Regions from separate parts of the Homo sapiens genome. Here region 2 is linked to region 1. Evidence: chromatin loops called from intact Hi-C (ENCODE). Cell type or tissue: gastrocnemius medialis. All regions are shown on one strand. Each heading gives the region's core, and the rest is flanking DNA. Links, peaks and the distances in the headings are about the cores only.

Region 1 (15,758 bases), core at 6,989-14,988:
TTTTTTTAAACATTTTCTTCTGTTTTCTTCATTGACATGAATTCTTCTGAAGCTATTTTTTCTTGTTCAATTTAGTCTGTCTTGCATGTTGGAAGGCTTTTTAAAAATTTGGGTGATCTTTTGGCTGTTTGTACTTAAGAGTGAGGAACTAAAATGTTGATTAAAACCATGTGCACGAGTAGGGCTTGCTGACTGGTGATTTTCTCTATACATGGTTTTGTTCAGTACCTTGCCATTTTTAGAGGGAATTCTGACCGTCGGCACCTACAGATCCTTTTCCTTGGTCATATCAAAACCCTTAGTTCCCTGTCGTGTGTGTGCATAGAAGCACGTATAAATCTGGCTGAAATATTCTGGGAGTTAAGAAGACTGGGGCTCTGAAAATAGACAATGTTTACTCCCAGCGTGCTCCACCCTGTTTTCATCCAAAGTTCTGGTTTATTTCTTGCAGAGTGTAAACTTGGTTATTAAGATAAGAGAGAGAGTAATCTGGGTTATGAGGAAAATCTAATGAGTTTTCTATTTGCTGTGTGGGTGGAGGAGGTGGGAATATGCTTTAAAAACCCAACTTTAGAAAAATCTGAGGCAAAATCAAATGCTTATAAATAGGGACAAGGTTAAGTAGATGGTGGGAGGGCTATATCATGACATATTATGTAACCTATACAATAATAATTTAGCCAAACATACATTATGTAGAAAAATGGTCACAATGTATGGCTAAGTGAAAAAATGCAGGCTATAAAATATGCATAATATAATAGTATTTTATTAAAACAAAAAATATTCTCACTGTATAATTCCTATTGCTATAGATATTTCAGTTGTACGACAAAGGATGTGTTAATAAGACAGGCCAGGAAATAGAACTCTGAAAATAAGACCAAACAGTTATAAGAAAAGTTTGTCCCATTTGATGCAGCTATAAGGAAATTATTTTCCCAATAATTTTGACTTTTTATTTTCTACATCATTTAATCTATGTGGCTCACAGAAGCTTTTGCCATAATTATTTGGCCAAATTAGATGTGAAGTATAAGCCCTATGACCCTGAGGTATAAACCCTATGACACCAAGCCCTATTGAGTAACCTGCAACAACTGCCTCTGGCATGAACTGAGGAAATTCAAGAGCCCTGGGGCCAGTGGGGACATGTAACATGAAGAATGGAAGCGAGCAAGTTGCAAATATCTTTGGGAAAAAAACCATTTTTTTTTTTCTTTTTGAGACAGAGTCTTGCTCTGTTACCCAGGCTGGAGTGCAGTGGTGTGATCTCAGCTCACTGCAACCTCTGCCTCCCGGGTTCAAGCGATTCTCCTGCCTCAGCCTCCCAAGTAGCTGGGACTACAGGTGCCCACCACCACACCCAGCTAATTTTTTGTATTTTTAGTAGAGACGGGATTTCACTGGTTTGCCAGGATGGTCTCGATCTCCCGACCTTGTGATCTACTGGCCTCAGCCTCCCAAAGTGCTGGGATTACAGACATGAGCCACCATGCCCAGCCAAACCCAGCGTTTTTGTTTTATTGAGGCTCTCAGAAGAAATGCTTCTGGTGTATTTTATCATTAAGTATGAAAGTGGCTATTGATTTAAAAGTGCTGTATATTTTTATCATTTTAAAGAAGTGTCTTTGTAATCCTGGTTTTCAGAGAGCTTTTATTTAAAATTGCTTATTCCATTTTACAGAATGCCTTTTGGACGTTTTATATTATAAGGTTTGTCTTATTTGATCCATTGATGTGCCATATTAGATTTCTTAATATTAAATTTTTCTAGCATAGCACAATAATTATGACTTGGTTATGGTGGATTATGCCCTTTATGGTATCTTTGAATTTAATTTGCTAGCATTTTATTTGGAATATTTTCATTTGCATTTATAAGTGACAACGATTGATAGGTGCCCTCACATGCGTGTGTGTGAGTGTGCGCATGCGCTTTCACACAAGCTATTATTGTCAGGCACGGACCAGGATTTTTCTTTTTTTTTTTTCTTTCCAACTTTTATTTTACGTTCAAGGGGTACCTGTGCAGGTTTGTTACACGGGGAAATTGTGTGTTGCAGGGATTTGGTATACAGATAATTTTGACACTCAGGTAAGCAGAATAATATCCGATAGGTTGTTTTTCAGTCCTCACCCTTCTCCCATCCTTCACCCTCAGTTAGGCCCCGACGTCTATTGTTCCCTTCTTTGTGTTCATGTGTACTCAATGTTTAACTCCCACATATAAGTGAGAATATGCGGCATTTGGTTTTCTGTTCCTGCGTTAATTTGCTTAGGATTGTGGCCTCCGGCTCCATCCACGTTGCTGCAAAGACTATGATCTCAATTTTTTTTATAGTTGCGTAGTATTCTTTAGTGTATACATACTGCATTTTCTTTATCCAGTCCACTTTTGGTGGCCACCTGGGTTGATTCCACGTCTTTGCTATTGTGAATAGTGCTGCAGTGAACATAGGTGTGCATGTGTCTTCAGGGTAGAACGACTTATATTTCTGTGGGTAAATGGAATTGCTGGGTCAAACGGTAATTCTATTTTAAATTCTTTGAGAAGTCTCCAAACAGAACAGGACTTTTCTGAGTAGAGTGTTAAATATGTGGACAAAAACTGATGGAACTGCAAGAATCAATAGACAATGCATATTTATAGTTAGAGATTTCAATACCTTTCTCAATAACTGAAAAAACAGAAAATCTGTGAGAATATATACAATTTGAACAGCACTATCAACTAATTTGACCTAATTGACATTTGCAGAACACTCCACCCAACAACAGCAGAGTTCATATTCTCTTACAATTCATATGTAGCATTTATCAAAATAGGCTACATTCTTAAGTTCAGGTCTTCAGGTCTTTTGTCAGCTTTATACCTAAAGTTTTTATATTTTTGATGATGTCAAATGTATTGTTAAGTTTCATGTTCTGATTGTTGTTAGTTTATAGAAAGACAATTGATATTTGTGCACTGCATTTATATCCTGCAACTGCTAAACACATATTAAGTTTAGGACCTTTTTTTATAGATTTTGTAACATTATCGGGACAGTTGATAATGTCATTTGTGAATAAAGAAAGTTTACTTCTTCCTTTCAATCTGGATGCATTTTATTTCTTTTTTCTTGTATTATTGAATTGACTAGAATCCCTAATACAATAGTGAATTGAAGTGGTGAAAGAAAAGACCTTTGCCTTATTCCTGATCTTAGGGTGAGAGCAGTCAGTCAGTCTTCTGCTATTAAGTGTGATGTTAGCTATAAACATTTTGTAAACGCTTTTTGTGAGGTTGAGGAGGTACCCTTCGATTTCTAGTTTGCTGAGATTTTTTTATTAGGAATAGATGCTGTATTTTGTCAAATGCTATTTCTGTACCTACTGAGATGATCACTTGGTTTCTTTTGTAATCTATTAATATCACAAATTACATTAATTGGGTTTCAGTTGTTACACTAGCCCTGCATCCTTAAGATAAACCCCATATGGTCATGTTGTATTATCCATTTTCTGTGTTGCTGGATTTCATTTGCTAATATAATATTTTGTTAAGAATTTTTTCGTCTGTGCTCATGAGGAATATTGATCTATTTTCTTGTAATGTCTTCATCTGGTTTTGGTATCAGCATAACGTTGATCTCTTAAAATGAGTTGGGAAAGATTCTATTCTCTTCAATTTTCTGGAGAGATTAGGTCATAGTGGTATTATTTCTTTCTTAAATATTTGGTCGAATTTACCAGCAAAGCCATTTGGAAGGCCTTGAATGCCAGGCTCAAGAGCTTCGACTTTGCTCAGAAACCTGAGATAGTTTCTATGGTAAAAAGATGATGTTTGCAAAGTGGGTTTTGGAGAGATGAACCTGGCAGCCATGGGCAGGAAATATGTTGGCAGCGAGGGCAATATAAACACCCAGGAAAACATTATATTCTAATTTCCAAAGTTCCTGCAGAAAAAGCTTTTGTTTAATCTTTCACAGGCTGGAAGGAATTTCCTACATAGAAGGGAAAGTGACCCCATTTGATGAAAACTGTGAATAGTCTGAAAGATTTTTCTATATGGGGAGGCAATGAGTGGGCTGCAACCATTGTCACTGAAAAATTAATTCTGCTCCCTCAGGTTTCTAATTCAGCTAAATAAATCCAACCTGGCTTGACACTTACTTTATGAAGTGCCAAGACCAGAGTTAGACTGCAGCATTTTTAAGTGACTAGAATTTTTTAAAGACGATTTTAGATTTTCTTTTCTTTCTAGGTTTAAAGAGTCATGAAAGAAAACTGGGGCCAGGCGTGGTGGCTCACGACTGTAATCCCAGCACTTTGGGAGGCTGAGGCAGGTGGATCACTAGGCCAGGAGTTCAAGACCAGCCTGACCAGTATGGTGAAACCCCATCTCTAATAAAAATACAAAAAAATTAGCCAGATGTGGTGGCATGCACCTGTAGTCCCAGCTACTCAGGAGGCTGAGGCAGGAGAATTGCTTGAACCCAGGAGACGGAGGTTGCAGTGAGCTGAGATCGTGCCACTGACTCCAGCCTGGGCGACAGAGCAAGACTCCATCTCAAAAAAAAACCAAAACAAATCTGAAGGACCTATTCATAATACAACTCTGTAATATTGCCACCTTCCTTCGATACCAGAGATTTGTCCTTTTGAATAAACATGGTCTCCTGTTCTGGGCATGATATCCAACATATTTCATTCCACACTGTTTATTATTTTTATTAAACAATATTGAAATTCGATTTATCAGATTGCAATGGCCAATCTCAATGAGTTTCACTTTATTGCATTGGCTCTCAGGGTAGGATAGGCCAGGCCAGTGCCAACTTAAAAGTTTAGTAAGTTAAACTAAAAATAATAATATGAAACCATCATATTTTATAAGCCCTTTTCAGCTTATGAAAATATTTCCCCAAATATAAGTTTTATGAAAGCATCTTTCAGCATTTCCTTCTGAACTGCAACCCAAACAATGCCTAAGCACATTTCTAATATAATAAAGTGTTGTTGGGAAAAAACACTGTTAGGGAATGGCTTTCACTTGGCATTAGTTTGAATGACTTGGCATTGTCACCAGGGGTGGTGGTATTTTAAACACAGAACATTCTGCACAGTGATTTTCATTGTAAAGTCTGTGATGTCAAACCTCAATAAAATTTCTTTCTGGAAATTGAACCTGCAAAATGCACCCATGGCAAATGTCTTTTATTCAAGTGCCTTAAAAACAAAACAAAACAAAAAAGCTCACATTTGGATCGTATACATCTGTCATCCCGTCTGGTCCCCATAACAACTGTGTGAAGCAACTAAGTCAAATTTTATCATTCACTCATTGTACGGATGCAGAAATGGAGGCATGGAGATGGAAGATAATTGACCACGACTATAATAAGTAAGTGGCAAAACTAAGATCAGAACTCAAATCTCTTAACTCTGGCTTTCATGCTTCTACATATGGCATACTGCCTCTCCAGAGGGACAATACGGAGATGGTGATGAAGTGATTCCTAGTTTGCAAGATTCAAAATATACACACTTGGTATATTCATAGCGTAAGCCAATATTACACTCCTGGAGTTGAATATTTTGTCGATAAGTTTCCAAATGTTACAATTCCATAAAGAAATGTCTATGTTTTACTTTTAAATAAGATATTTTTTCCACCCATTAATACTCTGTTTTGATGGTATCTCAGAGAACTTACGTGTGGGATTTTAGAAAAAAAAAGAGAACAGGCATAGATAATGTGAATTTATTTAAATGTATATAAAACAGAGGTTTCTAACTTCTGATATAGACCTTTTTAGAATCCCCATATACATAGACACCAGGAGATACAGGAATTCCTGAAATTAAATGTAAAATTTTATGAGTTTAAATGTTTTCTGGGAGGATCTTTTGGTTTCATTGGGCTTTTAAAGTGGGGTTTGTTTCTTGAAAAACAATTACTCTGATAGACACAAAAAATAATTCCTCCTGTCCTCCACCAAAGCAGCCCACAAAGATATCTCTATCTCCTGAGCTTTCAGAGAGTGTGCTATCTGTCTGGCATGTTTATTTGGGACCCACTGAGCTTTGCTTTGCCATTAAACTGTTATACATAAGAGGGACTTCATCTCAATAATCTGTTTCAGAGTACACAGAACCCTTTTGTGCCTGTAGTAGATGCTTAATAAATCATAGGCTTAAATGTTGACTTTAAACTCTCTGATAACTAGGGTAAGAACCCATGAGGACTGTGGGATCAAGCAATGCTTAATTAAGGTACTTAGTTGGCACATCAATTCTAAACACACAAAAACTAAGTAACAGGTGTGATTATCAAGCTATAGGATAACTTTAAAAATAACCCCACCAGTGTATAGTAACCTAGATGACTGTTACCATTTCAATGTAATTCCTTTCCCTGGTTATGTGTTTTTTCGAAGATGTTGCTTGTATTAGTCCATTTTCACACTGCTGATGAAGGCATACCCGAGACTGGGAAGAAAAGGAGGTTTAATGGACTTACAGTTCCACGTGGCTGGGGAGGCCTCACAATCATATCAGAAGGTAAGGAGAAGCAAGTCTTGTCTTACATGGATGGCAGTAGGCAAAAAGAGAGCATGTGCTCCCATTTTTGAAACCATCAGATCTTGTGAGACTTATTCACTATCATGAGAACAGCATGAGAAAGACCTATCCCCATGATTAAATTATCTCCCACCAGGTCCCTTCCACAACATGTGGGAATTATGGGAGCTACAAGATGAGATTTGGGTGGTGACACAGAGCCAAACCATATCATTCCACCCCTGGCCCCTCCCAAATTTCATGTCTTCACATTTCAAAACCAATCATGCCTTCCCAAAAGTCCCCCAAAGTCTTAAGTCATTTCATCATTAACTCAAAAGTCCATAGTCCAAAGTCTCATCTGAGACAAAGCAAGTCCCTTCTGCCTATGACTCTGTAAAATAAAAGCAAGTTAGTTACTTCCTACATACAATGGGGGTACAGGCATTAGGTAAATACAGCCATCCCAAATGGGAGAAATTGACCAAAACAAAGGGGCTACAGGCTCCATGCAAATCCAAAATCCAGTGGGCAGTCAAATCTTAAAGCTCCAAAATGATCTCCTTTAACTCGGTGTTTCACATCTAGGTCACGCTGATGCAAGAGGCAGGCTCCCACAGCCTTGAGCAGCTCTGCCCCTGTGGCTTTGCAGGGTATAGCTCCATTCCTGACTGCTTTCGTGGGCTGGTGTTGCATGTCTGTGGCTTTTCCAGGCACACAGTGCAAGTTGTTGGAAGATCTACCATTCTAGCGTCTGGAGGATGGTGGCCCTCTTCTCACAGCTCCAGTAGGTGATGCCCCAGTAGGGACTCTGTGTGGGGGCTCTGACCCTACATTTCCCTTCCGCACTTCCCTAGCAGAGGTTCTCCATGAGCTCCCCACCCTTGCAGCAAACTTCTGCCTGGACATCCAGGCATTTGCATACATGCTCAAAATTTAGGCAGAGGTTTCCAAACCCCAGTTATTGACTTCTATGCATGTGCAGGCTCAACACCATGTAGAAGCTGCCAAGGCTTGGGGCTTCCATCCTCTGAAGCAAAAGCCCAAGGTGTACCTTGACTCCTTTTAGTCATAGTTGGAGCAGCTGGGTTGCAGGGGACCAAGTTCCTAGACTGCATACAGCAGAGGGACCCTGGGCCTGGGCCACAAAATCATTTTCTCCCTCTAAGCCTCTGGGCCTGTGATGGCAGCGGCCGGGGGCGGGGTGGGGGCGGCTGCTGCAAAGGTCTCTGACATGCCCTGGAAACATTTACCCCATTGGATTGATGACTAACATTTGGCTCCTTGTTACTTAGGCAGATTTCTGCAGGCAGCTTGAATTTCTCCTCAGAAAATGGAATTTTCCTTTCTGTTGCATTGTCAGGCAGCAAATTTTTGGAACTTTTATGCTTTGTTTCCCCTTTAAATCTGAATGCCTTTAACAGCACCCAAGTCACCTCTTTGAACGCTTTGCTGCTTAGAAATTTTTTCTACCAGATACTCTAAATCATCTCTCTTGCCAGACAGCACACTCTCTGAAAGCTCAGGAGATGGAGATATCTTTGTGGGCTGCTTTGGTGGGGGATAGGAGGAATTGTTTTTGTGTCTATCAGAGTAATGATTCCTCAAGAAACAAGTTCAAAGTTCCACAAATCTCTTGGGCAGGGCAAAATGCCACCAGTGTATTTGCTGAAATATGGCAAGAGTCACCTTTACTCTAGTTCCCAAGAAGTTCCTCATCTCTGTCTGAGACCACCTCAACCTGGATTTCACTGTCCGTATCACTATCAACATTTTGGTCAAAGCCATTCAACAAGTCTCTAGGAAGTTCCAAACTCTCCCACATTTTCCTATCTTCTTCTGAGCCCTCCAAATGGTTCCAAACTCTGCCTGCTACCCAGCTCCAAATTCACTTCCACATTTTCTGGTATTTTTTCAGCAGCACCTCACTCTACTGGTACCAATTTGCTCTATTAGTCTGTTTTCATGCTGCTGATAAATACATACTCAAGACTGGGAAGAAAAAGAGGTTTAATTGACTTACAGCTCCACATGGCTGGGGAGGCCTCACAATTATGCCGGGAGGCAAGAAGGAGCAAGTCACATCTTACACAGATGGTGGCAAGCAAAAAGAGATTGTGCATGGAAACTCCTGTTTTTAAAACTATCAGATCTCGTGAGACTTATTCACAATCGGGAGAACAGCATGGGAAAGACCCACCCTCGTGATTCAATTATCTTCCACCTGGTCCCTCCCACAACACATGGGAATTATGGGAGCTACAAGATGAGATTTGGGTAGAGAAACAGCCAAACCATATCAATGTTATTAGCTCTACATACGATCTGTAGGACTTCCTCATTAGGACAGCTATGGAGGGTCTCAAAAGGGCATTAACCAGCATGACAATTACTATGTTCCCTGATGGAAAGTGCAACGATTTTGCTGTTTCAAAATCTTAAGTCTACCTTCAAAGATGTAAGGGTTTTTTTTTTTTATAACAATATGTATGCAAAAATCAGCTTTGTGCTCCCTGAATATAAATCCACAATAGGACCTGTAACTTGTGTGCTGAGTAGGAAATCACCGGGATAGGCAAACAACCTCTTACGAAAACTTCTTTCAAGAGACAGTGGTTACTTGGAGGCCTAAATACTGGGATGCTTATTTACAAAATAATCTATGGTTTGCAATCATGGGATCAATTTAGTTTTACAATCCAGTATTTGAGCACTTAAAAAGCATTCAACTTTGTGCTACGTACTCAAGGCACAAAGATTGCAAAGACTAAATTCTTATATAAAAGAAGCTTGTGTTTCATTCAGTCAAGAAGTTATATACATATACATAATCTCAACCTGATGTTATACATGTTATTGTAGAATTATATGCTGGATATACAAGAGACTCATGACCCAAACTGGGACAACAGGAATGGCTTCCTGGAAGAAGAGACATCTGAGCCCAGACCTGGAAGAATAAGAGCCGGGTAAGTAAAGGCCAGAAGGGCACTTCAGGCAGAGGGAAGAGGAGGAGCAAAGGCACAGCCTTGTACAGGAAACAGCAGTAAAGGAGAAGGGGAGAGGGGAGTGGTTGCAAAGAGTTGGGCATTACTGAGTTGGGCTGGGGAACTGCAGGGCATAGCGGGGCTGAGCAGCAGGCTCCAGGGTCAGGCCATGGTGATCTTGAGCCTGAATCTAGGGACCTTGGCCTTCATTCTGTAGGCATCAAGAAGTCATCTTAGATAGGGAGTGACATGGTCATATTCACACTTTGGAAAGATGATTCCATAGTTCAAGATATTCCAAGATCCTACAAGCCATTGCTATACTTAGTTCTGTATCCTGACTAGCAAAATGCTGGGTGTATAGTATTTAAAAGCCACCTGATCCCATCTAACACATTTAATAGCTTGTGACATCATCTGGAGTCATTCTGCCCTTGAATATCCAGATAATACAGGGTTGAACTTCCATTCCACATCCTGCAGAAAGTCCAGTGTCCCAGCCAGAGTTCTAAGAGTCCCTGGGTTGCTTATGTTTTCTGACTCTAAGCTCTTCAGTGACTTAATTCGTTCAGTTAACAAATTGTTCTGAAAGTTCCTTCTCTGTTCTGTTGCCATATCAACCCAGGTCTAGGACTGGGCTCCTATCTATGATTTTCATCAAAAGCCACTCCCACAACGTGTTAGTGTGTGCCACAGACATTACTGAAGGATCAGGGAGGTGATAGGGCTTACAGTGCCAAAAATGTAAGCCATCCAAAATTGCATATTGGATATTCTTGTTTGTCACCTTGAGCTCCAAATTTCCACGGCACACCGTGTGCCTCTGCCCTCTTTTCCACCCTGCTGCTTCACAGCTACTTCCTCATCCCTGACTTGACTTTTCTCTCTGCAGAATACAGAGCAATGCAGCCATCTGTAGCCTACTTTCCAAACTTGGCTCAGGACCTCCTTTGGCAGATCCAGATTTTCCTTCCCTTGTAGCTATAGAGAAATTTCCCTTCCCAGGGGCATCCCTAGCCCTCCTACCAAGGCAAAAGAAGCTACAGTTGGTTTTGGTTTTAGATAATCTTTTTCCACCCCCATTTCGCTGGATTTCTGAGAGACTGGAAGTTGCATACAGACCGGCGTGCCACTTTTGGTGAACTAAAAATATTAAGTAGGCCCACTGAAATATTATCTGTCTCATAATAGAGACAGTTCACAGAGTACTGGGAACACATTGCCTGCTGCAGGGGAGGGAGAAGAGAGGGAGAATGGCACGTAGTCTCTGTTCTCAGCATAGTCCTCCCCGGAGGTTAGTGGATCCTGACATATGGGAGGTTGGCCTTGTTTTCTGAATGGAAATAGGCACTGGGGCTAATGTCTGGGAAGAGGCTGCTTTCTGTTTCATAAGCTGTTTGTTACTATTTGGCTTCTGTGACATGCATGGATGCATTTCAGAGACTCACCTTACTTCCTAACATACAAAGAATCCTTTCCTGAAAGTTTTGGCTTTAGGAGGCTTTGTTTTCCCAAACAGCATCCATTCCTGTTTTTTTTTGTTTTGTTTTTGTTTGTTTGTTTTTTTTATCTTAAAGAGTCACAAGTTATTGTTGAATTTACAGGCTTACTATGAGAGCAATTCTTACTCTGTGGGTGACTTAAGACATTGCTGAATGAGGTCTCCTTCCTGGTAATGTTAGGTGGCCACTTTCTGCTTCCTCAATGGGGCCTGTTGCCTCCTGTATCAGACAACTATCAGAGACTCAATGACCTTTGGGTTCCTTTTAACTCAGAAATACCAGGATTCTAAAATGTCTTAGGGAAAGTAGTTTTGATAGTTCTCCAATATTTTTAGAGACCAGACAGGTAACAGGGAAAATATAAAGCAGTTGGATAGATAGGATATGCTGGACCCTGCCTAAAGCCATCATATTTTTTAAAAATGATGCCATTCATACAAACATTCCTCCAGAGACCATTACTCAAGAGCTAGTATGGAACTCCATATTAAAATGATGCTGCCAAAATATGTCCCTTGGAAGGCCTTTACACTGAAGGTAGAAAAGAACTTCCTTTGAATGGTTGAAGCCTTTGAACTTTTCGGGGGCTGGAATTCGTGCTCTGGGCTCTTCTTTTCTTCTGAATCCTGAATTCTTTTGGTTAGAGAGGAGAGGCATGGCTTTTCTCCTGCGTTCCACGCAGCCTTGTTTTCTTCCAGCCTTCCTGGTGTTGAGCCTATCATCCCTGCCCAATCAGGGAGGCAGCCAAACAGATATCCCACAGGCAGAGGGCACAGCTGAGCTAGGAACTGGTGAGATTCTCCTGGATTAAGGGACCATCTACAGGCTGAATTCCCCGTACTCTGGGGAGATAGCCTGTGCACACACCCCCTGTGATGGACCGAATCTGGAGTAGAGCTTTCTTTCATCCCCACTGGCTTAGCTCACATCGTGTCCATCTACCAGGACCACTACCAGAGTCTTCTAATATATCTCCGTTTTCACCCTTGCCTCCCAGCCGCCCATTCCAGACAAAGCAGCCAGTGTGAGCCTTTTAAAACTGGATGTCATTCTATCGCCCCAAGCCCACTAAAAAAGTTCTGTCACTTAAAAAAAAACTGAGTCCCAACCACAGCTCTTGAAATTGACATCACTTGGTCCTCTTCCTTTCTCTCCTCCCACTCTGCCTCTGCCACCTCCTGCTACCAAGGCCACCTTGCTTCTTCTTAGAGGAATCAGGCATGCTCATGCCTCAGGATTCATTATTCATTATTCATGGCTTCAGTCTTTACTATGCCTCAGTGGGCTCATAACACATTTCCACCAGGTTGTCTGCTAAATCCTCTCTTTGGAGAGCTTCCCTGACCACTTTATCTAAAATAGCACATTCTGCTATTCTCTAGTCCCTTACTCTGTTTTGTTTATCTTTATAGATTTTATCACTGCCTAACATATAAATGTCTGTTCAGTGCCTAACTCCCAGCTAGAATGAGCACCATGAAGGATGGGGCTCTGGCCTCTCATGTTCTCTCTGGTTCCCCAGAATCCAGAACAATACCTGGTACATAGCAGGCACTAAACAAATGAATGAAGTAAAGACAGCACATATAGGGGATGTCTATGTGCGGCTATAAGGAGGGATACCTTCTGATGTGGCTGATCCATATATCCTTCCTCAATTTTGTTAAAAGTTTAAGAAATGTGTGTGCTTCCCCGTAACTGATGTTTCTTCTAGGATGTGCCAATTATAAAACTGTTCTGGAACCTTTTAGAAACTGTTACTTTAAGTCCCTTGAGGTCTGAGGAGGAATGCCAGTTGCTATCTAGTTATTTAAAATTATCTTCCAGCATTTAGAAGTCCTGCTTAGCAAACCACAGGGCTACTTGTTTGGGGTCAGGTCAAAAGGCAAATTTCCCTGAAACTTTAAAGGACAAATCTTTAAAGAACAAATCAGCAAATCTCACATGTAAGTGAGTAAATTTAAGACAACATAAACAATGACTAAGGGTATAAAATATACTCTCTGCCCTCAAAACCAGTAGGCAAGAAATGCCTCTGAATTGAACACTATAACATTAAATGTTCATGCCTAAAATCTAGCATTTCACATTTCCTAGATTGCGGGCCAATCATATTTGCTGAGTTTGATAAATCCAAAGAGTGTGCTATATCTTCTGGAGTGGTATGAGGTATAGTCTGTCTTCTTACCCCCACTAATTAAAAATACATTTCTGAATAATTGGTGAACTTAAACCAATCATCCGTGTTCTTTAATCAGCAGAGGGTCACACACGAGGCTTTCTGCAAACCTAATAGGTGCAGCATGATTAATCATTTTAATTTTTTTGAGTAAAAAAAGATCACCAAATGCTAGCATTTCAAGGGGAGATTTAACAAGGAATACTTGCAAATGGAATTTTAATACAAGAGTACAGATCAAAATCAGATCTCCGAATAGACATAAGGATTTTTACTTTAAAAAAGATGAATCATGATTTATTTATTTATTTATTTTTTGGTGCTAGAGAGGGAAAGAGCTGTTGTTTGAATGAAGCACTTTACACGTGTTGCCTCTCTCTTTTATGAGAACTATGAAAGTAGGTGTTGTGATTTTCAGAAGAGGACATAAGCTTGGATGGTAAGCAACTTACTTGTGGCCACAGCTGATTAAGTAGTGGAAAAACATCCAAACTTGTATCCACCTCACTGCAAAGCTGGTGAGATCAACATCTCAAACAAAATGCAATATCTCACTTATTACAGACTCACTGTTGAGCTTTAAAATATTTTTTTGACTGTTTCTCTTTCCTTCGATTTACTTATTTTTCTCCTACTCTTTTGGATCCTCTGAGTCAATTTCAAGGTTTAGTGCCCAACTAATTCGAACAACTGGGGCCATTGCTTAGAAAAGTTTTAGGTGGAATATATCTACGACTCACAAAAGTTTTAGCCTTATAAACGAATTTCAACACAGACCATCTAAGAACTAACGAGGAGACAGCATCAAAATGATTTTACTTGTAATGTCCTTTCCTGTCCTGCCGCCCTGGGATATGCCCCCCTTTAGCCAGGTGTGGCCTGTTCTCAGTCACCTACAAGAAGGAAGTGCTAGGCTAACATTCCTAACTAAGTAACAGTAGCTTTGACTTCTGTCTTTTTCATGGGAAGGGTAGAGAGGGGAAATTTGAGAGGATAATATACTGGCTGTCCATGGTGAGGCACTAACTGTACTAAATATGGCAAGAAAGGGACCATCTCTCAGTTTTTCAGCCTGAAGTGTCCAGACCTGGGTGGCCCTACTTGTTCCTAGAAAGGGGTGACTGAGTCATCTTCAGTGATTCAGTTGAGAAAAGGAAAAAGATTTGAGTAAAAGCTTTTATAAAAGGTCTCTAGAGAAAGGAAAGGCTCACAATTATCCCAAAAATAAACTTTTATTTAAATGTACAGTTCATTAGTAAAAAAAAGTTTATTGACAGGTCATCAGGACTCTGCATTCTAACATGTGCCTTTAGAATTCTGAAGATCCTGAGCATGATAATTTGGTTGTATATGCCGGACTCCTGAGGCATTACATGCTTTTAAATCGCATTCTAGTATCAAGTGACATTTAAAAAGAGCAAGATAGTTTTGTCAAAGCCAGTCATTTTGTTCAAAAAAACTCTCTTCCTCCTTGCATGTGTGTTAACTGAGAAATACCCAAGTCTGGTAGTTCTACCAATCTGGTATATTCCAGAATACTTAAGATCCAGTGCTGGAGTTATAGCATCATTGAGTTACAAGCCACAGTTCTTCCTGTCTTTTTGGCCATGTTTCTCCCTATAGGAGAGCCTTGAAACTTAAGATTTGTTGTGGTACAGTTTGTTTTCTCCCAATATCTTATACATAGGAATGAAGTTGCCTGCTTATAAATTCCTTTAGGGAATCTTTATCATTTTCTTTGCAATCCAACAATCTACTTCTACTTCACTTGGATGGCCAAGGAAAATAATTCTGGAATGTCTAGCGTCTTGAAGGTATAACACGTAACTGAGTTAATCTGTGCTGACCTGATGTAGTAGTGCTAGTAGTACACTTCCATTACACCACCATACTGGATGCCAGCCATAGCTGGCATCTGAGAAACTGTTGAAGGATCCTAACATCAGCAATGAGGAGGACTCAGCAAACATGCAATGCGACATCCAGCTCAATCTTTGTACAGTACTGCATCCCCTTCTAAGAGAAGACGGCAGTAAGCACATAGGATTTGGAACCATAGATTGTTTGTAGCCTCAGTTTTTACCTATGTAAAATGGAGATACCTATTAGGGTTGCTGTGAAGAGCAAGTAAAAGACTTGGGAGCACTTACTTAGTACAAAAGTAAGCATATGGTAAGAATTTAAAGGAGATTTTAAGTGCTTTGGCAGCCATCTAAAGACTATGCAGGCTCCCAAATATTTGTTTCCATGTCCTAGGAGGTAGTCAAAAGAACTGAGGCAGAAACATTCCATTTATGTTTCTAGGGTTTAAACCATGCAGTCTTTTAAGCCTTCTTAAGTATGCAAGATGCTATCACTCCTTAAATATCAGACTTAGATCTCTTCAGACAGGTGTAGTGGAGAACACTTCGGTCACCATCTAACACATTACATTCATCATAGATAAAGGTACCTGTGACTTTCACCGGTAAAGTCACTTACCGGTGCCTGTGTGTGACAGTAAATACAGCCCTAGCATTGATGTGATATTCAGTAGTGACA
Region 2 (15,758 bases), core at 5,118-13,117, 92 kb after region 1:
GCACCCTCACAGACACACCCAGGATCAATATTGCATCCTTCAATCCAATCAAGTTGACACTCAGTATTAACCATCACAGAAAGCAATTTTATTTTTACTCTGGCTGTATTTAAATGTTCTGTCTTTATATCTGAGGTTTAATAGTTTTACCATGACGTGCCTAAAACTTATCTTCAAAGTTTTTCCTTTAAACTGATTCTTTAACCTGCTTGGAGTTCATAAAACTTCTTGAACCCACAATTTGTTGTTTTTCATCATTTTGGAAAATTCTCAGCTAATGTTTCTTCAACTGCTGTTTTGGTGTCATTCTTTCTCTCCTTTCTCTTCAGTATTTCAGATGTGTCTTAGAGATTTTCACTATTTTCACTACCCACTTACTTTCTTTTAAAAATATTTGCCAACTTTTTGTTTCTTTATGCTTAAATCTGAGGATTTTTTTTTCTGATCCTGTGCACTAGTTATCTATCATTAAATCTTTCTTGAGCTGTGGTATAAACTGCTCTAAACTGATCCACTGACATTTTAATTTTGTTTATTGTATTTTTCTTTTTTGTTTTTTTTTTGTTTTGTCTTGTTTTGTTGTGTTTTGTTTTGTTTTTGAGACGGAGTCTCGCTCTGTCGCCCAGGCTGGAGTGCAATGGCGCGATCTCGGCTCACTGCAAGCTCCGCCTCCTGGGTTTACGCCATTCTCCGGCCTCAGCCTCTGGAGTAGCTGGGACTACAGGCGGCCACCGCCACGCCGGGCTAATTTTTTGTATTTTCAGTAGAGACGGGGTTTCACTGTGTTAGCCAGGATGGCCTCGATCTCCTGACCTCGTGATCCGCCCGCCTAGGCCTCCCAAAGTGCTGGGATTACAGGCGTGAGCCACTGCGCCCAGCCTATTGTATTTTTCAATTACGGAATTTTTACTTGGTTATTTTCCAATCTCTTAAGTCCTTTAAGAAATAATTTATAATCTGAGCTGAATTCTTTTTATTTCCTTGAAAGAGTACACATAGTTATGTTCTTAAGTAGTCTATGTTCATTGCTATTTATGCCATACCAATGAATGTCAGAGAGATGATATGGTGTTTCCTCAGGCAGTGGTATTCAGTGTGTTCTTGATGAGGTAGCAGCAAAGGCGGCAACTAAAATTCTCTTTGGATTGGCTCATAGACTTTTTTTCATTTTCCATATAAAAATTATGATATATATTGAAGTAGAGAGAAAAGTATATGAACCTGAAAGACCTCATCACCCAGTTCCAGCAATTATCAATATTTAGTGACTGTAGTTATTTTAAAATTCATGCCTGAAAGTCTAATATCTGGATCCACAGTGGGTCTATTTCCACTATCTGTTGGTTCTACTGTCTCTCGTTCTTGGCTTCTTGCTTTTATTTTGTTTCAGAAATTGTATTGAAAAATTATTTGCTTAAATAATTTGATGCCTATAATAATTTCTTTCTGCAGGGAAGGTTTATGTTTTCTTCTAAGTGCCTGGTGGTTCTTGTATCTAGAATCACTGTAATCTAATTTCAGGGATAAAGATGATTTAAAGCTGAACTAAAGTTCCTAGAAGAGCTGGTCTACATCTGGATCAACACTGTTAGGGTGACCCAGGCTTTGTTACCAAGCCCAATAATCCAACATTTGTGACTTTATCCCCATGAGACTGCCAAAAGTGCTACCTATGCATTTGGCTACCACTTCCTGAATTGGAAAATGCCCCAGAGGAAAACCTCAAACATTGGATCTTTACTATTATGTTAGCTCTCTAATGCTGTGAAGTAGAATATGTATATGTGTATGAGTGTGTATATCTTAGTTATCCTCAGCAGGATAATTAGTCCATATCTCCTGGTCTACCATTACCAGAAGCAAAATCCTGTTCTATACATTCCTTAAACAGTCTATCATCCTGCAGTTTTTCATACTAATCATTTTTAAAGGGAAAAATTGAATTGTAATATACAATGATTGCATCTGAATTCATTTATGTCTGTATCTACCTGTGAGAATTTGTTGATAACCATTCTGTAAATTGCTCGTTTATACTCAGATCTAGTCCTTTTCTTCTCAGATATACTTCTGAGAGATACTCAGATATATTTCTCAGTATATTTCTTCTCAGATATACTCCTTTTCTTCTCTGATGTGTATCATAGATAGAAGCTCCCTCACTCTTTGGTTTCCAAGGATATGTGACCAAAAGGAGGCACTGGTAGAAAGTTGGAGAGTGAGAGCAGGGAAGAGAAGTCAAGGTATTCTCACTTCTGTTTTTGTTTTCTATGGTTTCTCTGACAGTAGCTCTGTCTCCTTCAAGGTTCCAGCTCTTACTGGAAGGCCCTGCCACCTGAGTTATGCTGATCCCATTCTTTCCGTTACTTCCCCCACCTCTAAGGATGGTAGAGGCTTCCTACTGTTGCTATCTTGTGGGTTGCCATACTCCGTTTGGCTTCTCAACTCTTCTATCTCTGTGTAATCAGTTCCCTTTATGTTCCCACTATTGTAAAGAATTAATGTAGTTACTTTATCCATCTGTGGGGTTTTGCTATAGTATGAAGTCTAGAATACATAGTCCTTATCCTTAGAGAAGGTATTACCTTGACAAGAAATAAAACACTATATGCGTGAAGAAATTACAGATGATCACACGTTAAGTGTCAAACTTAATGATTTAAATGAGGAGGTTAATGCAACTCAAGAAAGGAAGAAACCCCTGAAATTCTCATGACCTTTTGGTGGAGGTGAGATAAATTCGCTGTAAAGGATGTGTGGTAGAATAGAATACAAAATACTCCAGGTAGAAGATAGGATCAAAGAGTTGAAATAAGACATTTCTGGAAAACAAAATCTTGGGTCAGAATCACCATGTAAAAGTAGCCTTTGAAATTATTTTCAATGCAAACTACTGGCATAGATGAGTAACTTGGTGATTCTTGTGCATGCTTTGGAAAGTCTTAAAACTTTGAAAAACTTTCAAAACCATTTGATTTGGTGGCATTTTCAATCTCACTTAAGACATTTGGTCTTGCTGGTCCATAAGCTTGAGCATCACTAGAAATTACTCTGTCATTCATTGCAAATAAGCTCTGTCTTTCAGGTGCTGCCCACAGACAATCGATTGAGAGTTGTGCAATGAATTACAGTCAGAAAGCTTGTAAACAAATACATATTTTCCTAGTGAAAAAGGTGCATGATGGGGTATATAATGAAATGCTCTTTCTAAGCCAGGATGTCATGGTACTTTTGGGTAGACTTAGGTATCTGAAATAAGTTAGGAGTGGAAGGTAGAATATGAAACCAATTATTTGGATGTGGATTGTTACTCTGAAGCTAATATTTATTGTGCTGCCAGGCTGTGCTCAAGCCCAGGGCTGTAGGATCAATATGCCTCTTTATTTGGTGTGTATTGTTTTCTTTTTTTTTTGGATTTGGACTTGATTTATTTTCTCTACACCATCTTCAGCATGAAAGTGATTTGTTTGACAATTAACTCACATTATAAAAGCCAACATTATACACAGACATAGCAGTTACAAAACATAGTGTGTATACTAATGTAACAGAATTACAACTAGTATATTGTTTTCAAACAGTGATTGAAAAGAGCACTGAATTTAGAGGTAGGTATGAGTTAGAAACCTCTCTTTGATCCCTTTTTAAGCTGTTTGATCTTGGGCAAAGAACTCAACTTCTTGAGTTTTGCCTTCATCATCTGTGAATTGGGAAGAATAACACATTCTCTCTTATAGGAGGCTATAGTAATAATTTAGGTGAGAGTGTTTAGTAAACTGTCTCACAAATGTAGCTATTTCTTACACAAACATTTGTTAGCTGCCCTACTGTCTCTAAGCTATTATGCTTGGCCAGATGCTAAAGTTTGCTGGGGAGACAGATAGTAGACACCTAACTGCACTACTAGGAACCTGTGCTTATGAGATAGACAAGGGAGAGTCAAATCATTTTCTTCTTGGATTTTTAAATTTTTCAATTGCCACTCCTAAAGTTCTGGCACCTGGCCCATAGAGTATTTGTATCCATTTTATATATTACCCACATGACACACTTGGCTGTGCTCCAGAGGTGGAAGTTGAAATCAGTAAATGTTCTCCTTATTTGCTTTATAACTAAGCTCCATTTCCTTTCCTCTCTTATATCCTGGAACCCTCAATAATATATACGTGGCGTAAAATGTACATGAAATAACAAGTCACTACTCAAAAAGTACATTTTTTTTCTCCTCAGAGCCTTATTAGCAATTGGCAATCTTAAAATTTCATCTCCTAAGCAGGGTCCTTATCAGATATTCCTTGACCCCCCTATGTTAAGTGTCTTAGCCACTCATTGTTAAGCCAACTGCTAAAATCTTAGAAAAATATTTCAGCCTTCTCCTACCCCATCCCCCACCCCCACAAGCTTCTAGCTTCTTCTACCTACAGCAAATGTTAAAACTGGTCAGAAGTTATATTATTTACTCTGAGAATAATAGTCTTTTGCAGTTGATGCATATCTTGTCACCCAACCACAGTAATTATAGGTTTGATGTGAACTGCACACTAATTATTTTTATTATTCCAGAGGTTTCATAAGCAACAATCCTCCCTTGCTCCCAAATACTCTCACACTCTGAGGAAGGGCTAACATCTAAAAATATCATCTTAAGTATATCCCTGAAGATAAAATAAATGCTAGCATATGCATTTAATGTTTGCTCCTCCTGCCCCCATCTTTCAACCATTCGCACCAAAAATGTTAACAGTCAGAATATAATTATGATTTCTCAAAGGGAACTCTTTTCTGTCTGAATTTGAGAGGGCTTCAAGATTCTTCTCCTAACTCAGATGTGAGGAACAATTGAAGGCTTTTCCCTTTTTCCTTAAGTTAAAAACAAAAAACAGAAATCATGGTCTGCATTGTTCACTTTCCCAAACAGCTTTTAGTTATTAGCAGCCTAGAAAACAAATGTAAATACTGAACTTCCAAATGCCAGAATTTAACTTGGAGTTTGAAAGTAGACAATGAAGACACCTAAACAGTCAAAGTAAACGAAACAGCACCCATGGAGCATATCCAAATGTTTATTTTAAGCAAAATTTAATCAAGCAGTTCACAGGAGATTAGAAGCAGTGAATCAGAAATGGAAATGCAGTCACCCTATGTCTAGTCAGGTCAGGCTGCCATAACAAAATACTGTCAACCGGGTAACTTAAACAATAGAATTTTTTTTCTTATAGCTCTAGAGGTTAGGAGTCCAAGATCAAGGTGCTGGTCAATTTAGGTTTATGGTGAGGGCTCTCTTCTTGTCTTGCAGATGACCCCCTTCTTGCATGGCCTTTGCTAGGTATGTGCACATGGAGAGAGAATAAGAGTGAGCTCTTGCATGTCTCTTCTTATAAGGGCACTATGCCAGCATATAGGCCCCACTCTCATGACCTCATTGGTCCCTAATTACCTCCCCAAAGCCTCACCTTCAAACACATCACATTGGGTTAGGGATTCGACATATGAATTTGGGGGAGATACAATTCAGCCCATAGCACCCTGCAAAGTCAGACATAACAATAGCAATCAAAAGAAAGTTGTTGTTTGCTAGGGAAGGACCAAAGAAAAATTGTTATCTATTTTTTTTAAGTTTTGTGTTTTGTTTTTTAAAGACAGGATCTTCCTCTGTCACCTAAACTGGAGTGCAGAGGTGCGATCATAGCTCACCATAGCCTTGAACTCCTGGACTTAAGCAATCGCCACCCTCCCTTCCCTCAACCCCTTGCCTTGGCTTCCTAAAGTATTGGGATTACATGCATGAGCCACTGCACCCAGCTAATATTTTATTTTTAAGAGTGGCCGTTTAGTGCAGGGACATATCCCTCTATGGAGGTCAGTGGTTCCTGTGAGCATCATAATGACTAATGTTCACAGTAATGATTCTGAGTCTCTAGGAACTATATTCAGTGTCCTTTGTTTAAGAGGGCAAGGAAGAGTGTAATCTATTTTAGGATTATTTTTGTCAATGTACCTAAAGTATTGGTGTGTCTGTGGGTTGTAATCAATCATTTGAAATATCCATTTATGTGGAATGGTTTTCTAAAGCCTGATAAATCTTATGCATTAACAAACACTTAATAAGTATTTTCTAGGGTCAGTCAGTAGGAACAATTGTTTTCTTCTGAATTATGCAAGAGATAACAAAATTTAATGTTGGTATTTCAGTCCTTGAAAATAATCCACTAGGTTCTTCACTGCCTAGCACCAAGGTTGAAAATAGTGATTACAGTGCTTTCTTATGCAAAGGAACAATGCCTTGGGTCATCTGTGCCTGCTCTTCTCTCTAGGGCATAGGGAAGTTCTTTCCCTCTCATAAGTGCACGCTTCATTCCTGCACCTCATTCTAAGCTCTGTGCATGTTCTCTCATTGGAGAAGCCTTCCCTGGTCACCCTATTAATAAAATAACAGACTTCTATCCCCAGGCTGTATTACTCATCGTCTCTCTTTGCCCTGCTCATTTATTGTCTATTCCATCACTTCCTCTACCCCTACCAACATAAGAGTCCCACCAGGGATGTTCACAGTGATGTTCTCCCTAGGTCCCAGAACAGTGCCTGGCACTTAGTATGCACTCGGTAAATATATGTTGACTAATTGATGGCATAATTCCTTATCTTATTTAATCCTTGTGGCACTTCTTTTATGGGTTGGATGCTGGTATTTTGATTTGATGAACTGAGAAAGCAGGCTCAGTAACTTGCTGAGAGAATACAGCTACTATGGAGCTGAGTTTTGAACTTTTGTCCTTATGACTCTGAGTTCAGCATTCATCATATCACACTTTTAACCCCACCTAGTGATGTGGAACTATATGGCAATGCTAGTGAGTGCTGGCAAGTGGCATTCCAGGATTTGGTCATTGATGTTTAATGGGAGGACAGAATCATTAGGTTACAGCAGATTTACAGCTGATAATGAATTTTTTCAAGAAATTAAGTTGTGACCCATCTATGTATCTATTAATCAAGATTCCTCAGTCTCAACAGGGAGGATAATAAATTTAGTTTTTGTTTGTTTTTGAGACAGAGTCTTACTCTATCACCCAGGCTGGAGTGCAGTGGCTCAATCCCAGCTTGCTGCAATCTCCACCTCCTAGGTTCAAGCAATTCTCTTGCCTCAGCCTCCTGAGTAGCTGGGATTACAGGCATGCACCACCACACCCAACTAATTTTTGTATTTTTTTAGTAGAGATGGGGTTTCACCATGTTGGCCAGGCTGGTCTCGAACTCCTGACCTCAAGTGATCCAACTGCCTCAGCCTCCCAAAGTGCTGGGATTACAGGCATGAGCCACCATGCCCAGCCAGTTTACGTTTTCTTTGTTTTAATTTTGTTCTGAATGAACAAATAGAAAACAACTTGCTGATTAGTCACTGTGTTGTAGTAATTATCATTTATTTCCACATCCCCCTTCTAGATAGACAACCATGTCATAACAGGATCTAGAGTATACGTAGTCTGGTCCAGAGACAGAAGATAGGAGGTTAACCAGATCAGAATCATTCATTCAAGGATCAGAGTTATATAACCAGCCACAGGTCAGATATAGAATGTTAGACATTCAATTTTTAAGATTTTCAGCAACAAAGTCTCCTTATCAGTGGCCCATTAAAGGAATACCTTGATAGTATTAAACAAGAAAGGTGCTGAAGATTAACCAAGTTCCCACACTTGCCTCTTACTGCTGCCTCTTTGGCCAGGGCAAAGCCAAGGTCAGATGCAAGGCTGACCCTGACAGGTATGTGACTCTTGAATACACTCTCTTAGCAATGGGGAGTCAAGGGAGCCCCATGAGTGACAGTTAGTGTATGTTTTGGTGAAGTTCATCTCTGAATGGACAATGTTGTCTCACAGATTGATGCTATTAGGGTTTTGTTTATGTGTAGATAATACTCTGCAGACATTTATCTTTTGTTTTAACTTAAATGGCTGCAAACAAGTCTGTTGAAACACCAGGAAATAGGTAATTATATATAAATGTGTTTTAAAAAGTTAAGCATGCAATGGGCCAACGTAAGTCAGCATATATTAACATTGCTTAGGGGGCAAATGTGTTTCTGGAACATAAAACTAGGAACCTAGCATGAGGTTTGTTTTCCTGCACACATCGTTTACCTATATATTTTTAGAACAACCATTCCATGCCAGGTAATGTAGTATATGCTCACAGTATACAGACATAAGACCCAGCCTGTTCTCAAGGAGCTCAGGACATAACAACTTCTCCGTGGGCCACTTCTAGACTCCTGTGTTTCTGTTTCTTTCAGCTTACAAGAATTCTAAAAGAGTGATATGGTTTGGATATTTATTGCTGCCCAAATCTCATGTTGAATTGTAATCCCCAGTGCTGGAGGTGGGGCCTGGTGGGAGGTGTTTGGTCATGGGGTGAATCCCTCATGGCCTGGTGCCATCTTCATGACAGTGAATTCTGGCAAGATCTGATCCTTTAAAAGAGTGTGGCACCTACCACCTCCACTCTCTCTTGCTCCCGCCTGTGATGTGCCTGTACCCCCTTTGCCTTCTGCCATGATTGGAAGCTTCCTGAGGTCTCTCCAGAAGCACATGCTGCTGTACTTCCTGTACGCCTACAGAACTGTGAGCCAATTAAACCCCTTTTTAAATAAATTATCCAGTCTCAGGTATTTCTTTGTAGCAAGGCAAGAACAGCTTAATACAAAGAGGAAATAAAAATTTGAGATACATGAAAAAGAAATCAATTAATTAGTTTAAAGTTAGTTTAATTGTTAATTAGAGGAAAGATACAGAGATTGTATCCTATAGTTTTTCTTCCTTCACACTTAATGGAGGGTTCTAAGTATGCAATCAGAGAAAGATATTAAGATAGAACAGATGTAAAGACTTTCCCTTTCTGACCTTAAAGCTGTGAAAAGATTTATTTACCTATTACATGTATCTTATATGTGTGTGTATATGTGTTTGTGACCCTCCGAAGTGTGTATGTCAAATTCCTAAGCCCTAGTATTTCAGAATGTGACTAAATTTGGAGACAGATCTTTAAAGAGATAATGAAATAAAATGAGATAATTAGAGTGGGCCCTAATCCAATGTGGTTGGTGTCCTTTGAAGAAGATGAGACTAGGATGCAGACAGTTACAGAGGGAAAATCATGTGAGGATAAAAACAGAAGATGGCTATCCGCAAGTCAAAGACAGCAGCCTCAGATGAAACCGACCCTGTCAACATCTTAATCTCAGACTTCTAGCCGTGGCTCTGAGAAAATAAATTTCTGTTGTTTAAGCCACTCAGTGTATGCTACTTTGTTTTGGCAGCCCTAGAAAATGAATACAAACACAGTATCCAAATATAAGGACCTTAGTTCTAAAGATTTTAAGAACCCAGAAACTGCACACATGTATCAGGGCTAGTTTAGAAAGAAATATTCTCAGGTGCTGGATCATACTGGGCTTGTGAAGCTCAATGACAGGATGAAAAACAATCCTGGCTGAATAGCTACGTGGATGTGAAGGGCTCTATGTCCTTAGTAGCTCATTGACTCAGTGAATAGTTTTTAAGCTCCTGCTATGTGCTAGGTATTGAACTAGGCAAGGAAAAACAAGAATTTGTCCTCGAGGCACTAGTTACTGTTGGCGGCAGCTGCAGTGTGAGGTCTTCTGAGTAATGTGAACAGGGCACATAACTGAGCAAGGGGGTTGTTCCAGGTCTGTATTCCCACTATCACTGGGCTACACTTGGTATTTTTTGTTTATTTCTCTTAAAGCCTTCTTTTTTATTATTGACCTTCTCTTTTTTATTTTATTTTTTATCTTTTTCTAAGTGGCTACATACTGGATATCAACACTGGATTTGTAGTAGTTCAGTTAGGCTCCTAGGAAGTCATTCAGAGAACGTGTTGCAGTGAATCAGACTGTGTTAACTCTGACCTAGAGTGTTATCGTCTGTCTGGCTCAATTCCAGAAGAGAGAACCTCCTCCTGTGACCTCTTCCCCTGTATCTCAGGCCATAAATAGGTGCTGGGGCCCTGCCAAGTTGGGTCACTGTGGTTCATGAGGGACTGTCAGTTTCTTACAAACATTACGCAGCTGCAAAATTGCTATGCCACCCAAGGTGACTCATAAAATCTGTCCCTCTTAAAAAGGGAATATGAGAAATGTCACCTCCTGGCTACCACAATAATGCAACTAGGAGTTCTGGTTCTCCGCTGACTACCCACAGGAGTCCTTAGAGGAACCACACAGGAAACCTGGGAAACCTAACACTCTGATTCCAAGGCAAGTATTAGGAAGCAGGGTAGAACTTCTGGGTATTTTAGTCCAGGATTGTGATAAAATATAAACGATGTTTGATATTTACTTGTATTAGTCAGGGTTTTCCAGAGAAACAGAACCAATAGGATATATGTATATATATGTATATATGTATATATGTATATATATATGTATATATGTATATATGTATATATATGTATATATATATGTATATATGTATATATGTATATATATGTATATATGTATATATGTATGTATATATGTATATATGTATATATGTATATATGTATATACATATATACACACATATATACATGCACATCTATACATATGTGTATGCACACATATATACATACACATCTGTACACATGTGTGTGCACACATATATACATACACATCTATACACATGTGTGTGCACACATATATACATACACATCTATACACATGTGTGTGCACACATATATACATACACATCTATACATATGTGTGTGCACACATATGTACATATACGTGTGTGTGTGTGTGTGTGTGTGTGTGTGTGTGTGTGTGTGTGTGGTGGGGCAGAGAGAGGGAAAAAGGGAGAATTATTCTAGTTATTTTAAGGAATTTGCTCACATAATTATGGGGTCTGGTATGTCCAAAATCCGCAGGGCAGGGCGGTAGGAGAGAAACTCAAACAGGATTTCTATGTTGCAGTCTTGAAGCAGAATTCTTTTTTCTGTGGGAAGCCTCAGTTGTTAAAAGGCCCTCAACTGATTAGATAAGACCTACCCACATTATGGGGCGTAATCTGCTTTACCTAAAAAATCTACAGATTACAAATATTAATTACATCTACAAAATACCTTCACATCCCATCTAGACTAGTGTTTAACCAAACAAGAGGGCACCATAGCCTAGCCGAGATGACACATAAAATGAACTGTCACACCACTTAGAACTGAAAGAAGTAATCGGAAGCCTTTGTCATGTTATTGGGGAATAAAGATTTCAAGGAAGTTAACTTGTCACTTCAGATTTCTCTCTCTTTGAATACCTTTAGTCTTGGGGTTTGCAGTCACTGTTTCACAAGGCCAGCAAGTTCATCTTTGGATAACTCTCATAGTTGACAAATCCTTGCTTGAATATGTTTAATCCCAATTCTTCTCCCTGTAACTATAATGCCTTAAATGCAGCTCTACCCCTTGGAACAACATGGAAGCAGGATGAAGACCAATTGATCTTAAATAATGTCCCAACGTATGCTGTATGGAATATTCATTTTGTCTGATTCTTAGTTTAGGAGTGAGGGATAAAGAAGGCTCTGTGGTCAAATAAATTTGGGAAACATTGCTTACATGCTGTTGCTTTGGAAGACACAAACCAACTAAACTAAACTGTAGCCTGGCACTTCTCATATACGTGACCTTGGAAAATTGTCTTTCTTCATCCTGTGCAATAGACATTGAAAATTTCTACAAGTCTCTCTGACACCAGCCTTTAGTTTAGACGTTCCATCCCTCCAGTTGGTCTGCATCATGGTTGTTGTATCAGTAAGCTGTGTTTTGGAACAAACCACCCCAATCTTTAGTAGCTTAAAATAATAGCCATTTATTATTTCTCCCAAGTCTACAGTTCACTGGGTGATACTGCTGTCTGAAATGGGTCTTGACTGATCTCAACTGGGTTTACTTATGCATCTTCAGCCAGCTGGTAAGTAGGCTAGGGGATGGCTGGTCTAGTGTGGCCTTGGCTGGGATGACTCAGCCCTATTTTATGTGTCTCTCATACCCTTTCACCTGGCTAGCCTTGGATAGTCTCATTGCAGTGACAGGGGTTGAAGAGAGAAAATGGAGACATGCAGGCAAGCACTTTTCCAAGTCTCTCCTTGCATCAAGTTTGCTGAAATTCTGTTGGCCAAAACAAGTCACTTGGGGCAAGCTCAGAGTCACAGTGGCATGGCACTACAGTTATAGGGCAAAGGGGGAGGATATGGGGTGACCATTAATTGAGGCCATTGGCTATATTCATCTAATGCAGTTATCAAATGCAAATCTGAGAAATGGTGCTGAAATGGCTACATCAGAATTAACAGAGGAAGCATAGTAAAAATGCAGGTCCTCTGATCTCTACCCTTCAGACATGCACAGGGTAGGATTGGTCACCCACAGTTTTAAAAACTCCTTAGGTAACACTGATGATGAGCCAGGTTTGGAAACACCTGGTTTGGACTCCTCTTTTATTAAACAATGTTAACTAAGCTCATGCAGTTATAAATTCCATAAGGGATATAGAAAGAGGTTTAAGATGAAGATGTTGGTGCTTCTTCCTAATGAGCTTCTAGTCTCAGGCAAATAAGATGGTAAGATAGATAGCAACAGGTCAGCTTTTAATCTCATTGCTGCCATGCCTCTTTCCTGGCTTAAAATCTGTCCTGGCTCATGGGATCCCTGCAATTAGATCATTTACTCAAACTGTGACTAACACATTTTATTCTGGGTGTGTGTGTGCCATGCCCTCTATCAAGAGAAGCAGCTGCAGAAGAGGGACTGAGCCCAAGTTAATCCTAATATAGCCAGACTTAAAAGGGGTGGGGAATAGATGATTACTACCCCAGAGACTGAGGATCCCAAGAAGTCAATGGAGTAACTGTTGTAAGGGTGTTGACTGTGAAAACACATTAATATCAAGCATTATCTGAACCTGAATAAAATCAAATCTCCCAAATATGTATACAACTTTTTCCCACAAATCTATTTATATGTTGTTATGATTAGTAACATATAGGTATTGCTGAATTCATTATATCTAGTTATTTGTATGTGTATATATGTATTTATATATCATTTCAGTCAACAGTTAATGAAGATAGAATAACTAATAGCTTGTGGAAGTTCATATAATTTTTTACATTCACAAGTTGGACACTTACTGGGCTGCTCTGGCTGCCATAACAAAATAACATAGACTGAATGGCTTAAATAACAATTTATTTTCTCACAATCCTGAAGGCTGGAAGTCCAATATGAAAGTTCCAAGAGGGTTGATTTCTGGTCAGGCCCCTCTCCCTGTCTTGTAGATGGCTGCTTTCTTTCTGTGTCTTCACATGACTTTTTCTCTGTGTATTCATGGGCAAAGTGTTAGCTCTGGTGTCCTTTCTTCTTCTTAGAAGGACATCAGTCTTCTTGGATTTGGGACCCAACCCAGTGATCTCATTTAAACTTAATTATCTCAGTAAAGGCCCTGTCTCCACATATAGTCACATGGGAATTAGGTCTTCAAACATGAATTTTGGGGGAACACAATTTAGCCCTTAACAGGAACCATTGTGTTAAACTATTGCTGAGTATAAAATGCCCTCACTCCTTGCTGTTGCCATTTGGGATCTCCTCCAAGATATGATTTGGCCCCAGAACCTTTCCTACTCATTTCTTCAGAGTGATGGCTCTCAAATATTTTTGGACTATAGCCATCCCAGTGGTTCAAACGACCTCTTGACTCTCTACCTTATATGTTCAAACTAGATTATATAAAGCATTGAGGCCCAAAATATGTGGATTTTATGCCTACTTTAAAATAGTAAGCTTATGTATCGATTTTGCATTCTAGAATGCTGCAGTATAAGTTTAATCAAATAATTTGCAGCTAAAAAAAGGCAAGCAAAATTTCTTCACATCAGCAATGAACGTACTGCTATACAGGCATACATTTCATATCTTCTTGATCGATAAAGGCACAGTTGATTAATATTTGAATTGCAATGCCTTTCTGTCTCAGTATATAGCTCTTGGAGCATTTTAGTTTCCTAGTCTGTATATGTGTTTCACTGAAACCTAAGAGAACAAATATTATTGGCATAGTGGTTAAGAGCAAGGGATCTAGAGCAAGAGTCAGCAAACTGTGGCCCAGAGACCAAATCCTGCCTACTGTCTGTTTTTGTAAATAAAGTTTTATTGGAACACAGCCATACCAATTTGTTTATGTAATGTTTAAGGCTGCTTTGGGGCTACAACGACGTAGTTCAGTAGGGACCCTACAGTCTACAGAGCCCCAAATACTTAGTATCTGGCCCTTTACAGAAAGTTTGCTGACCTCCGACCTACCGTGAAGATCCCTGAGTTTGGGTCCTGCTTCTGCAGTGTCTATCTGTATGATCATAGGCAAGTTGTCTAGTTTCTCTGTGCCTTAGTTTCCTCATCTGTAAAATGAGGATGATACTATTATCTGTCTTGAAAGGGTGTTAAGAGCAGCAAATGAACATGTAAAGATCTCAGCCTAGGGCCTGGACTAAACACTCAAATAGTAGTTGCTATTACTACTGAACAACCCTGCACAAACTAAATCCATAATGAAGATGCTAAACTGAGAGGAATTTATAATTAAAAAGGAAAATTAACAGTGATTAAAAACCTGACCAACTCAAATCAACAGCGGTGAGGCTCCTCCCTATGTACCGTTTCTAAAAATTTGCAGGAATTCTATTTATATGTGGGGCATGCCCAGTGGGAGCTTTCAAACATTGGCAAGTATTGCTTGGTACTAAGCCATTTTAGGAAAATATAGACTAAATCCTTGGTAAATTCAGGCAATATACTAAGTTTAATTTATTTAGTAACCCTTAGTAATTCACCAAGGATGTACCAGTAAATAGCCCCTAGCTATTCCCAAAAATAGAACTCAGTGGAATTAAATTATATTTTTAGTTCTGTTCATAGCCTACCAGTTTATATTTTGAAACTGTCTAAGCCTAACTCTTTTCTGACTGGATGATGAGCAGCCATCTGGTACATGGATTCAATGAAACCATTCATGGATTCAATCCCTATGTTATCTGCTTGATTCTCTCTTACAGTCACTGGCTGTACCTTTCGCCATACGTGGCTGTGGCAAATTTGCCCCCGAAGAAGATTAAATAGTATTACTAGTAGTTAGGTAAGCGTCAATATTTTAGCCCCACTGGAAAATATCTTTCAGTGATGAATGGTTCATCAGTAGCATCATGGTTTGTTAAGGGAAGTTCATAATCCAAGGGAGAAGGCCTGCAGAGATTACTCCCCAGTCTACCAATGGGTTATGTAAGGTCATTGGCAGTTCTTTACATAAGGGGTTAGTTTTGCAATTGTATATGTAACACTGGAAATAGCAGTCTTAAAAAAAATAGATGCTTAATTAGGAGTAGGAAGTGTGAATAGAAAGTTTCTTGTCTAAGGCCAGGTGTGGAGGCTCACGCCTGTAATCCCAGCACTTTGGGAGGCCAAAGTGGGAGGACTGCTTGAGGCCAGGAGTTTGAGACCAGCCTGAGCAACATAGCAAGACCTCATCTTTACAAAAAACTAAAAAGTAAATGGATGTGGTGGCATGAGCCTGTAGTCCTAGCTACTTCAGAAACTGAAGTAGAGGATCGCTTGAGCCCAGGAGTGCAAGGTTGCAGTGAGCTATGGTAGCCACTGTGCTCCAGCCTGGGTGAGTGTGAGACCCTGTCTCTAAACAATAAGAAAAAATAATG

The links. Hi-C counts contacts between places; a loop is a spot of excess contacts. Peaks named below come from ENCODE experiments on the same cell type or tissue, not always from the same donor. Only the 100,000 strongest peaks of a DNase experiment are listed, where the experiment ranks them.
Region 2: a loop joins it to region 1, with 12 times the contacts of the local background. A loop is called at or near these places in 3 of 110 quality-filtered maps.

The regions. Positions count from the first base shown.
Region 1 is chr9:2,658,729-2,674,486 of GRCh38, reverse strand. VLDLR (very low density lipoprotein receptor) reads right to left here. Exons shown (of 19, transcript NM_003383.5): 19 at 14,431-15,758. It overlaps LOC105375957 (a long non-coding RNA gene), which reads left to right. Exons shown (of 3, transcript XR_929436.3): 1 at 1-6,549; 2 at 9,412-9,518. Among named protein-coding and RNA genes, the nearest start is that of VLDLR-AS1, 44 kb to the right of the region's middle. In gastrocnemius medialis, for the core only: a CTCF peak has its summit at 11,789; a DNase peak (open chromatin) is centred at 10,766; H3K4me3 peaks cover 1,419 bases; H3K27ac peaks cover 5,158 bases.
Region 2 is chr9:2,565,140-2,580,897 of GRCh38, reverse strand. All of the region lies in intron 1 of VLDLR-AS1 (VLDLR antisense RNA 1), which reads left to right. Among named protein-coding and RNA genes, the nearest start is that of VLDLR, 49 kb to the left of the region's middle. In gastrocnemius medialis, for the core only: no CTCF peak of the experiment used is centred there; a DNase peak (open chromatin) is centred at 10,027; H3K27ac peaks cover 4,676 bases.